Linked DNA regions of Homo sapiens: region 1 is linked to region 2. The links are chromatin loops, found by intact Hi-C in ENCODE. Cell type or tissue: Caco-2. All regions are shown on one strand. Each heading gives the region's core, and the rest is flanking DNA. Links, peaks and the distances in the headings are about the cores only. Region 1 overlaps KDM8 (lysine demethylase 8). Region 2 holds the start of LOC105371155 (a long non-coding RNA gene).

Region 1 (4,391 bases), core at 166-4,165, 60 kb before region 2:
TAAATATAACTCCTCCTGTCCTACAAAGTATGAAACAGCTGCTCCAGGACAGGGAGCCAAGGTTAACCATGGCTTCCAGGGTCCCCAGCCCACACTGAGGCCATGCCCCCAGGATGACCAGGGTCAGGAGAAAGGTGGGTCTCGGGATCACACAGTAGGGACCTGATCAATTAGAATCCCCCTTTCCTTCACTTAGCAAGTGACATGGACAGGACGCAGGATGCACAGGTCCTAATAGGGAGGCCTGGGGAAGAGAAACCGCCAGCGTCCTTTAATGTCGGCATGAAGGCTCCTGGCACAGCCCCTACTGGCCCTGGGTCCCCCATCGAGACAGAGAAGCAGTCCTGGCTTCAGCAGTAGATACAGCAGCTGATCAGCATCCCAGGGCCCCACTGCAAAGGCTACAGAGGTGCGGCCCCAGCCCACCCCTGGCTGTAGCCCTGACCCTGACTGACTCGAGTCTTCCACGTTCGGGACACGCACCTGGCCCTATCCTTGAATCCTGCCAAGGGCTGCCTTCCTGGGCACTCCTGGCAGACACCACACCAGCCAGGTCCCTCCTGGGCGCCCCAGCTCCATCTATTTAGTGTTTTGGGGTCCTGAATCTGGGCATCTTCCCCGATCTTCCCTCCCTCCCCCACACATCCACCCACGTCCAGGGCTCGGTGGTTCACACCGGTCTTGAACTGCTCCACCTGCCAGCATCACCTCTCCTTGCACCACAGCAATAGCCCAGCCAGCCACCCGCTCCGACAGCTGCTCCCTTCATCTCTGAATAGCAGCCCCTACAATCCTCGGGGCACTGGCGACCCCCCAGTGTTTCCTGTCACTTTAGGAAAATGGCTCCTCATCACCCACGTCCTGTCACCTTCCTAGCCTCACCTGCTGCCTCCCTCCTACTCACGCTCACTGCTCCAGCCGCACTGAGCCCAGGAGGGGAGGAGAGGGGAAGGTGAGACGGTGAGGGGCAGAGGTGCGTGGCCTCAGACTTACCTGGTCAAAGAGCTGGTGCTGAGCAAGGTACCCGACGTCCCTTGGCTAATCCACCGGGGAAAACCAGAGGCAACACAGAAAGCCCAGTTAGTCATGACAGATGCCCTCCTGCTGCTGCTGTCCAGCTGGCCCCAGCTGCAGCACCCGTCACCCTTCCACTCCATCCTGAGTGGTCCTCTCCAACCCTTAGAGGCCCTGGGGCAGCTTCAAAGAACCTCTCCAGCACCGGGGTACCCAGTTTGTAAAGCACTGATCTCATCCATCTGATTGGCAAACATTTTCATAAAATGGCAACAAACAGTGCAGGCAAAGATGTAAGAAAATGGACACTTGTGTTAATTGCTGGTGAAAGTATAAGTGATCTAACTTTTGGGAAAAATAAATTGTCCTATCCTGTCCTGTCGTAATTTTGACAGGGCCTGGTTCTATTGTCCAAGCTGGAATGCAGTGGCCTGATCTTGGCTCACTGCAACCTCTGCCTCCTGGGCTCAAGCAATTTGCCCCACCTCAGCCTCTTGAGTAGCTGGGATTACAGGCACGTACCACTATACCCAGCTAATTTTTATATTTTTTATAGAGACAGGGTTTCACTATGTTTCCCAGGCTGGTCTTGAACTCCTGGTTTCAAGTGATCCGCCTGCCTCAGCCTCCCAAAGTGCTGGGATTACAGGTGTGAGCCACCATGCCTGGCTGCTATTAAAAATTTAAATACACATACTCTAGACTTAGCTGTCCAACTTTTGGAACAGGCTAAAACCCACTGAATTATACTCCCCTGCCCATTAAAAAGGACCTGACATGAATCCCTCATGTCTGCTGGCTAAGCAGCCTGCCTTCCTCGCTGCGGTCGTCCCTCCGACCACAGACTTACAGCCTGGCTCCTCCAAAACCTCCCATTACAACACATGGGGGGTTATTTGCCTAAATGTACTATGCTCTCTGCCTTGCAAGTACTAGGGGAAAGCAGTCCCCATGATGTACCTCATTCACGATGTATTTGCTGATGAACTCGTTGACCGTCATGAGGGTCTGGGACCATTCCTCATCTGTGTACCTCGAACCAACTTCCACTGGGACAGTTCGGCAGCCAGCGATCTCCTGGATATACTCCAAACTAGCAGAAAGACACACATTGGCATCGTCACTGCTAATATCTGTTGGGCATAGTACTAAGTGTGCTTTGCATGTGGTCCCCTTTCATCCTCGGAAAACCTCACGTGCAGAGACAAGGACTGTCATCCCCAGCTTCACTGATGAGGAACCGGCATGGAGAGGTGGGGCTCCCTGCTCAAGGCTGTGTGGCTCATACACAGTGCTGTGCAGCTTTGCAGACAGGGCCGGTAAGTCTGGTTGGCTGGGCTGCTCTAGTTCCCTGCTTGCCAACAGCCTCCTCACTTCTTTCTTTGCTCATTTTGTCACTAAGCTGAGAAACCTTTGAACAAATAGCGGACAGCGTGGCAGGTGGCAGTCTCCTGGACTCTGCCCTCTAGCCTGGGACTGATTCCAGGCCTCATCAGTTACAGGCCAGGGGATCTGAGGCAGGTTACTGAACCCGAGTCCTTGATCCCCATTTACAGAATGGGGGTGATGACAACACCTGTCCTAGTGCCAGGTACGTAGTAAAATGCTTAATGAAGCCTTGCTGTGAGGAGAGCTCCTGCAATGAGAATTCCTCCACATGTGTCAGCGGGTACCATTCCCTCCGCGAAACCACAAAACAGGCGGACTCCATCTACCTTCCTGGAGAGATGCCTCCTTATTTCCAAACTCATGCAGAGCCGCGGCATGACAGCCACGCTCCAGCTGCCTGATCTGATCTCCCCATCATGATTCTGAGAAAGGACTAGAAACAAACACAAGAGACCACAGAATCCCTCAGAGAGAGAGGGGCTGTCTCTTGGGTTATTTCTGCTCTTAGCTTCAGGGCCCTGAGATGGTCTGAAATTGCTAGGATCCTGTAAAATTGCATAACAGAAACATTCTAGGACTGCCACTTAGGGACTCATTAAAAAACCGCTTAAGGCGAGCAAGGTAGAAGGTAAGAATCCCATAACCTGCGGCATAAATTCAGAGCACCTTACTTTTCACTCTTTTTTAACCCCTTGGCAATCAGTCAAGGGCTGCTAGTGAAGCATCTACAAGGTTGCATTTCCCTGGGGATGGTCGGGAGGAATTCAGGGAGCCCTGGGGAACGCTAAAATGGGAAAAGGGACCTCACCTCCCTCAGCGACCACCCACCTCCACTTCTGCATGCACGGCCAGTGGTCAGCCACGCCTTTCAGGATCACGGGCCTCCCTGGAACCAAAAACTGCTCCCTGAAATGCTGGAGGGACGGACGGTGCAGCCGGGGGACTGTTTTTTCTAACTTCACATCTGGAATCAAACCATGGTCCGCCCTTGCTTTCTGTTTAAAATCAAAACAGAACAAAATAGCAACCACCTCAGGAAGTCGACATTTGAGGTATTCCACCAGGAACCTGTGTCAGGGGTAGGAGAGCTTAGCTGTCAAGAGTACCAGTAACAACAATAGACAACGTTTGTTATTATTACTGCTACTATTACTATTTGCTCCTCATGAGATCAAGGTGGTTTTTTTCTTAACCATTTCATCAAAAATGTTTGTTTCATTATAAACTGCTTTCACAGACATTCTGCAATAAAGGAAAACTTACTATCTCCAACTTCACCATCTTAAGGTCTTCTCATTCCTATTCTTTTCCCATCTTACACACACACACACACACACACACACACACACACACACACACACGCAAAATATCTCTGACCCACTGGGAGTAACAGCAATGATGAAGCAGCAGCCCTGCCTCTCCCCTCCAATCATTTATCAAAAGCAGTTTCCACATGGCCACCCGGTCCTTACAGTTTCTTAGGAGTGGCTGCACCATCATTTCCTTAACCATCTCCCAGCTGGGTGACCTGAGTAAGTTACTTGCTGCTTGAGAACCTCAGTGTCCACAGGTGTGAACCTGCTGGGAAATGGCCAGCCACACTGGCTCATACCTGTAATCCCAGCACTTTGGGAGACCAAGGTGGAAGGACTGCTTGAGCCCAGGAGTTTGAAACGAGCCTGGGCAACATAGAGAAACCTCTGGCTCTAGAAAAAATTTAAAAAGCTCGGCGTGGTGGTACATGCCTGTAGTCCCAGCCACTCGGGAAGCTGAGGTAGGAGAAATCACCTAAGCCTAGGAGGTCGAGGCTGCAGTGAGCTATGTTTTATTTATTTATTTATTTATTGAGACCGAGTCTTGCTCTGTTGCCCAGGCTGGAGTGCGGTGGCACAATCTCGGCTCACTACAACCTCTGCCTCACGGGTTCAAACAATTCTCCTGCCTCAGCCTGCAGAGTAGCTGGGATTACAGGCATGTGCCAGGACGCC
Region 2 (4,391 bases), core at 201-4,200:
CCGCCTCCCAGGTTCAAGCAGTTCTTCTGCCTCAGCCTCCCCAGTAGCTGGGACTACAGGCGCGCACTACCATGCCCAGCTAATTTTAGTATTTTTAATAGAGACAGGGTTTCACCATATTGGCCAGGCTGGTCTTGAACTCCTGACCTTGTGATGCACCCGCCTTGGCCTCCCAAAGTGCTGGGATTACAGGTGTGAGCCACCGAGCCTGGCCCAGACCAAAGTTTTGTTATGCAGATGCAGCCTCCTGGTAGCAGGCTTCAGAGAGAATAGATTACAAATGTTTCTTATCAGACTTAAAGAGCCTGTCTATCCATAATTCCAAAAGGGAGGAGGATATAACGAGGAGTGTCTCGCTCCCTCTTTCCATCACGGCCTTGAACTAGTTTTTTGGGTTAGTTTTGGAATGCTCTGGCCGAGAGAAGGGGTCCATTCAGATGGTTCGGAGGGGGCCTTAGAATTTAATTTTGGTTTACATCTGCTTTCTTCCCCCCACTTTACAGTGTACTGTATTGTGAAGATCTTTCCATATCAGTGCAGAGACAGCTTCCTCACTGTTGTTTATGTTATTTATGGCTGTAGAGTGGGGTGTGCTGGCACCAGCTGGCTGATGGTGTGCTGGCTCCGAAGAACTGATTGCTAAACCTTCAGCGATTTTGTGAACCAATTGATTTCACATAGGTGGCTTGAAATAGGCCACAGTGGTAGTATTTGCACAACAGAAATGGGCAAACTGTCTACCTCAGGGCTTCCCACTCAGACAGCTGGTTGTTAAACGTTTATTGCACACCTCCCATTGTATAGATATACCAAGGTTCAGGTAGCCAGTCTCCCATACATGGATACTTGAATTATTTTAAATATTGTTTTTTATGGCCGGGCATGGTGGCTCCTGCCTGTAATCCCAGCACTTTAGGAAGCTGAGGTGGGCGGATCACTTGAGGTCAGGAGTTTGAAACCAGCCTGGCCAACATGGCAAAACCCCATCTCTACTAAAAGTACACACACACACAAAAACCTAGCTAGGCCTGGTGGCAGACGCCTGTAATCCCAGCTACTCGGGAGGCTGAGGCAGGAGAAACACTTGAACCTGGAAGGTGGAGATTGCAGTGAGCCAAGATTGCACCACTGCACTCCAGCCTGGGCGACAGTGAGACCCTGTCTCAAAAACAAACAAACAAACAAACAAACACAAAAAACAACAACAAAGTATTGTTTTTTTATAAATGATGCTTCAATACGTGACAGATATCTGACCTGAGAAGGAAGAGAAAGGGGATTGTGACAGCCACTAGGATAGAAATTACAATAAGCCCCTAGCCTTACCACTATAAAGAGTGGGATTCTTGGAGCAGCTGCCTTGACATCCAGGAGCTTGTCAGAAATGCAGACTCCCAGGCCCCATGACAGAACTGCTGAATTCGACCAGGACATTAATGTGTGCTACAAAGATTGAGAAGCACTTCCCTGACAATCTGCGTGTGTGTGTGTGTGTGTGTGTGTGTGTGTGTGTGGTTGATTCTATTCTTTTTCTTTGTAGAGATGGGGTTTTGCCATGTTGCCCAGGCTAGTCTCAAACTCTTGGCCTCAAGTGATCCACCTGCCTCAGCCTCCCAAAGTGCTGGGATTACAGGCGTGAGCCATCGCACCCAGCGTATTGATTATATTCTATTTTATACTTTATTTAATTCCTTTTTGTTGTTCTGAGGTCTTATTTATTTTTAAGAATATAATTTTATCTTTACATGTTTAGAAAAATTAGAAAATGTGGATAACACATAACTAAGAAAATAATAGCTTCCTTTCCTTCTGTCCAGAGTCTATCACTATTAACCCCTTTGAGCATCATTTCCAGGTCTTTTCCTGTGCATGCCTTCATACGTGTTAAATCAAGTTTAGCCTAAAGCTGCCTCCTTACGTATTTTAAGTTTGGCCTAAAGGGTTCTCCGTACATGGTGAACTGTAACCTAAACGGAGGTGTAAAGAGACTGTAACCGGTTCTTGTGCCAATCACCGAGTTTTGGCCCATCAGAGATGGTTTGAATGGTTTGCCCGGCTAATTTTTAATTTTTTTTTGGAGCGATGGGGGACTTGCTGTGTTGGCCAGGCTGGTCTGGAAGTCCTGGCCTCAAGCGACCCTCCTGCCTCTAAGGTGGCGCTTTTAACCCTTTGTGTACCACCACCACAAACCGCGGCCCAGTGCGTTAATGGGTGGAGGGAGGGGGAAGGGGAACGCTGAGAGCCCCCTTGTGGCCGACCAGGGTATTGCGTGTGCCCAGGCTGAGTGGGAACAAGGAGCGTTAAGAGTAGATAATTGTAGCATTGCAGGTGGGCTACAGATTTAGAGACAGGAGACCACGTGCCTACATGCACGAGCGTGCACACGCACTTACACACATACACACACGCCTGCACACATACACACATGCATGCACACCCTGATAAGTGACCCATTCCTTAGCCAAGGCTGCACAAGCGTGGTTCCCCAGAGCAGGAGCAAAGTCCGTTTATTTGCCATGAACTTCCCCTGACTCCCTCCCTGGTTGTCAGCTTTCTGTATCCTTTTCCTTGTAGCTATGGCCCTTCCAGAGCCGAGAGAGCAGCAGAGCTCTTGCTGTGGCCTAAACCTTACATGCTTGAACCTGACAGTGGAGGAACTTCCCTAGCAACCTGGGCACTAACTTTGACCACTAATGGCTTTGGAACCAGGTTCCCTAGCAGTGAGGCTGCACCCTTACCCCGGGAAAGAAAGCAGGGCCAGGACCCAGGTTCTCCTGAGCAGTGTCTATGCTGCCACCTGCCCAGAGTGCAGGGGCGTCCTCTTCTAATAGGTGACATGTATTGAGCACTTACTGTATGCTGGGAGCTGCCTGTGCTTTCGCTTTATCTGATTTAATCCTCACAGCAACTCTCTGACATGGATTAAGCACTTAGTGAATACTAGTTGAGTGGATGCATGATTATCCCTTCGAATTAGATCTTATTCTTATTCTCCTGTTAGCTCCCTGACCTCCTTTTTTGTTTTTGTTTTTGTTTTGAGATGGAGTCTCACTCTTGTCTCCCAGGCTGGAGTGCAGTGGCACAATCTTGGTTCACTGCAACCTCCGCCTCCTGGGTTCAAGTGATTCTTCTGCCTCAACCTCCTGAAAAGTTGGGATTATAAGTGTGCGCCACCACACCCGGCTAATTTTTGTATTTTTAGTAGAGACAGGGTTTCACCATGTTGGCTAGGTGGGTCTTGAACTCCTGACCTCAAGTGATCCACCTGCCTCAGCCTCCTAAAGTGCTGGGATTACAGGTGTGAGCTACCACATCTGGCCTCAGACTTCACTTTCTACCAGTCTCTGTGCTTCTGGCGCCCCGGCTTCCTTGCTGTTCCTGGACTACTCTTGGTGCACTCCTGCCTCAGGGCCTTTGCACTTTTCCTTTGCCTGAACTCTGCACCCAGATATCCACGTGGCTGGCTTCCTTCCCTACTTCATCAGGCCATTATTCCAACCTCCCCTTCTCTGTGAGGCTTTCCCCAAACGCCTTATTTAAAATTACAACACTCCTTCCCTCCCTCCTTATTCTCTTTCCCTACTTTATTTTCCCCAAGCAAGCATTATCTTCTCCCATTCTATACACAGTACGTCCTGGTCTTGCTCATTGTTGATCTCCGCTACTTGGATCTACACCTCTTCTCCCCTTCTGGCAGGGATCTCTGCCTTCGCTGCTATCTCCTGGCTACCTGTGCCAGGGCCTAGTTCAGAGTAGATGCTCAGTACATATATATTGAATATATCTTGAATGTATGAAAGAACAAATGAGTTTCCTTTCTACAAAGGAGGGGACTGAGGCGCAGAGAAATGAGCTGATCACTTGTCCAAAGTGACATGGCAAATAAATGACAGCTGTGGGATTCAAGTCCTGCCAGACTCCTAAGCTTGGAAGGTAGGGTTGCCTGGGAGAAATGCTGGATGGGTCTTTTTTGATGATCACTAAAGTAAGTTGCCTTTGAGTGAAAAGGATTCAGTAGCTGAAGTTTGCAAACACAGTGCCACGAAGCCCTTGCCGCCCTGCCTTCCTGTCCGGGAGATGGCTCCAGGTAGCTCCAGGCAACCAGAAGATGTGCTGGGATGGAGGCTGTGGATATCATCTTTGGTGTTATTTTGCTTCTAGAGATGGGAGCTCTTTTCTGAGCCTATTTGTAGGGACATCTGCATATACGAGCCACCTATCTGGTAAGTCCTTCCCATGGTCCGAGGCCTGTACAGCAGAACCCGGGCATGAGCTCAGGACTTTGTCTATACTACTGCAATTATGTAGTTAATTGTGCCAGTGTGTCCATTAGCTGACATAATCAGGGAGTGAATTAACTTCTGCTTTTCTGGCTATATTTCAAAGGCATT

The links. Hi-C counts contacts between places; a loop is a spot of excess contacts. Peaks named below come from ENCODE experiments on the same cell type or tissue, not always from the same donor. Only the 100,000 strongest peaks of a DNase experiment are listed, where the experiment ranks them.
Region 1: a loop joins it to region 2, with 6 times the contacts of the local background. A loop is called at or near these places in 7 of 110 quality-filtered maps.

Annotation. Positions count from the first base shown.
Region 1 is chr16:27,212,592-27,216,982 of GRCh38, reverse strand. KDM8 (lysine demethylase 8) reads right to left here. Exons shown (of 8, transcript NM_024773.3): 3 at 3,232-3,398; 4 at 1,975-2,107; 5 at 994-1,038. Among named protein-coding and RNA genes, the nearest start is that of KDM8, 11 kb to the right of the region's middle. RefSeq lists an enhancer at 1-302. In Caco-2, for the core only: no CTCF peak of the experiment used is centred there; no DNase peak of the experiment used is centred there.
Region 2 is chr16:27,153,062-27,157,452 of GRCh38, reverse strand. LOC105371155 (a long non-coding RNA gene) reads left to right here and starts at 3,322. Exons shown (of 3, transcript XR_950956.2): 1 at 3,322-3,933; 2 at 4,038-4,223. In Caco-2, for the core only: a CTCF peak has its summit at 2,246 (motif pointing left); a DNase peak (open chromatin) is centred at 2,262.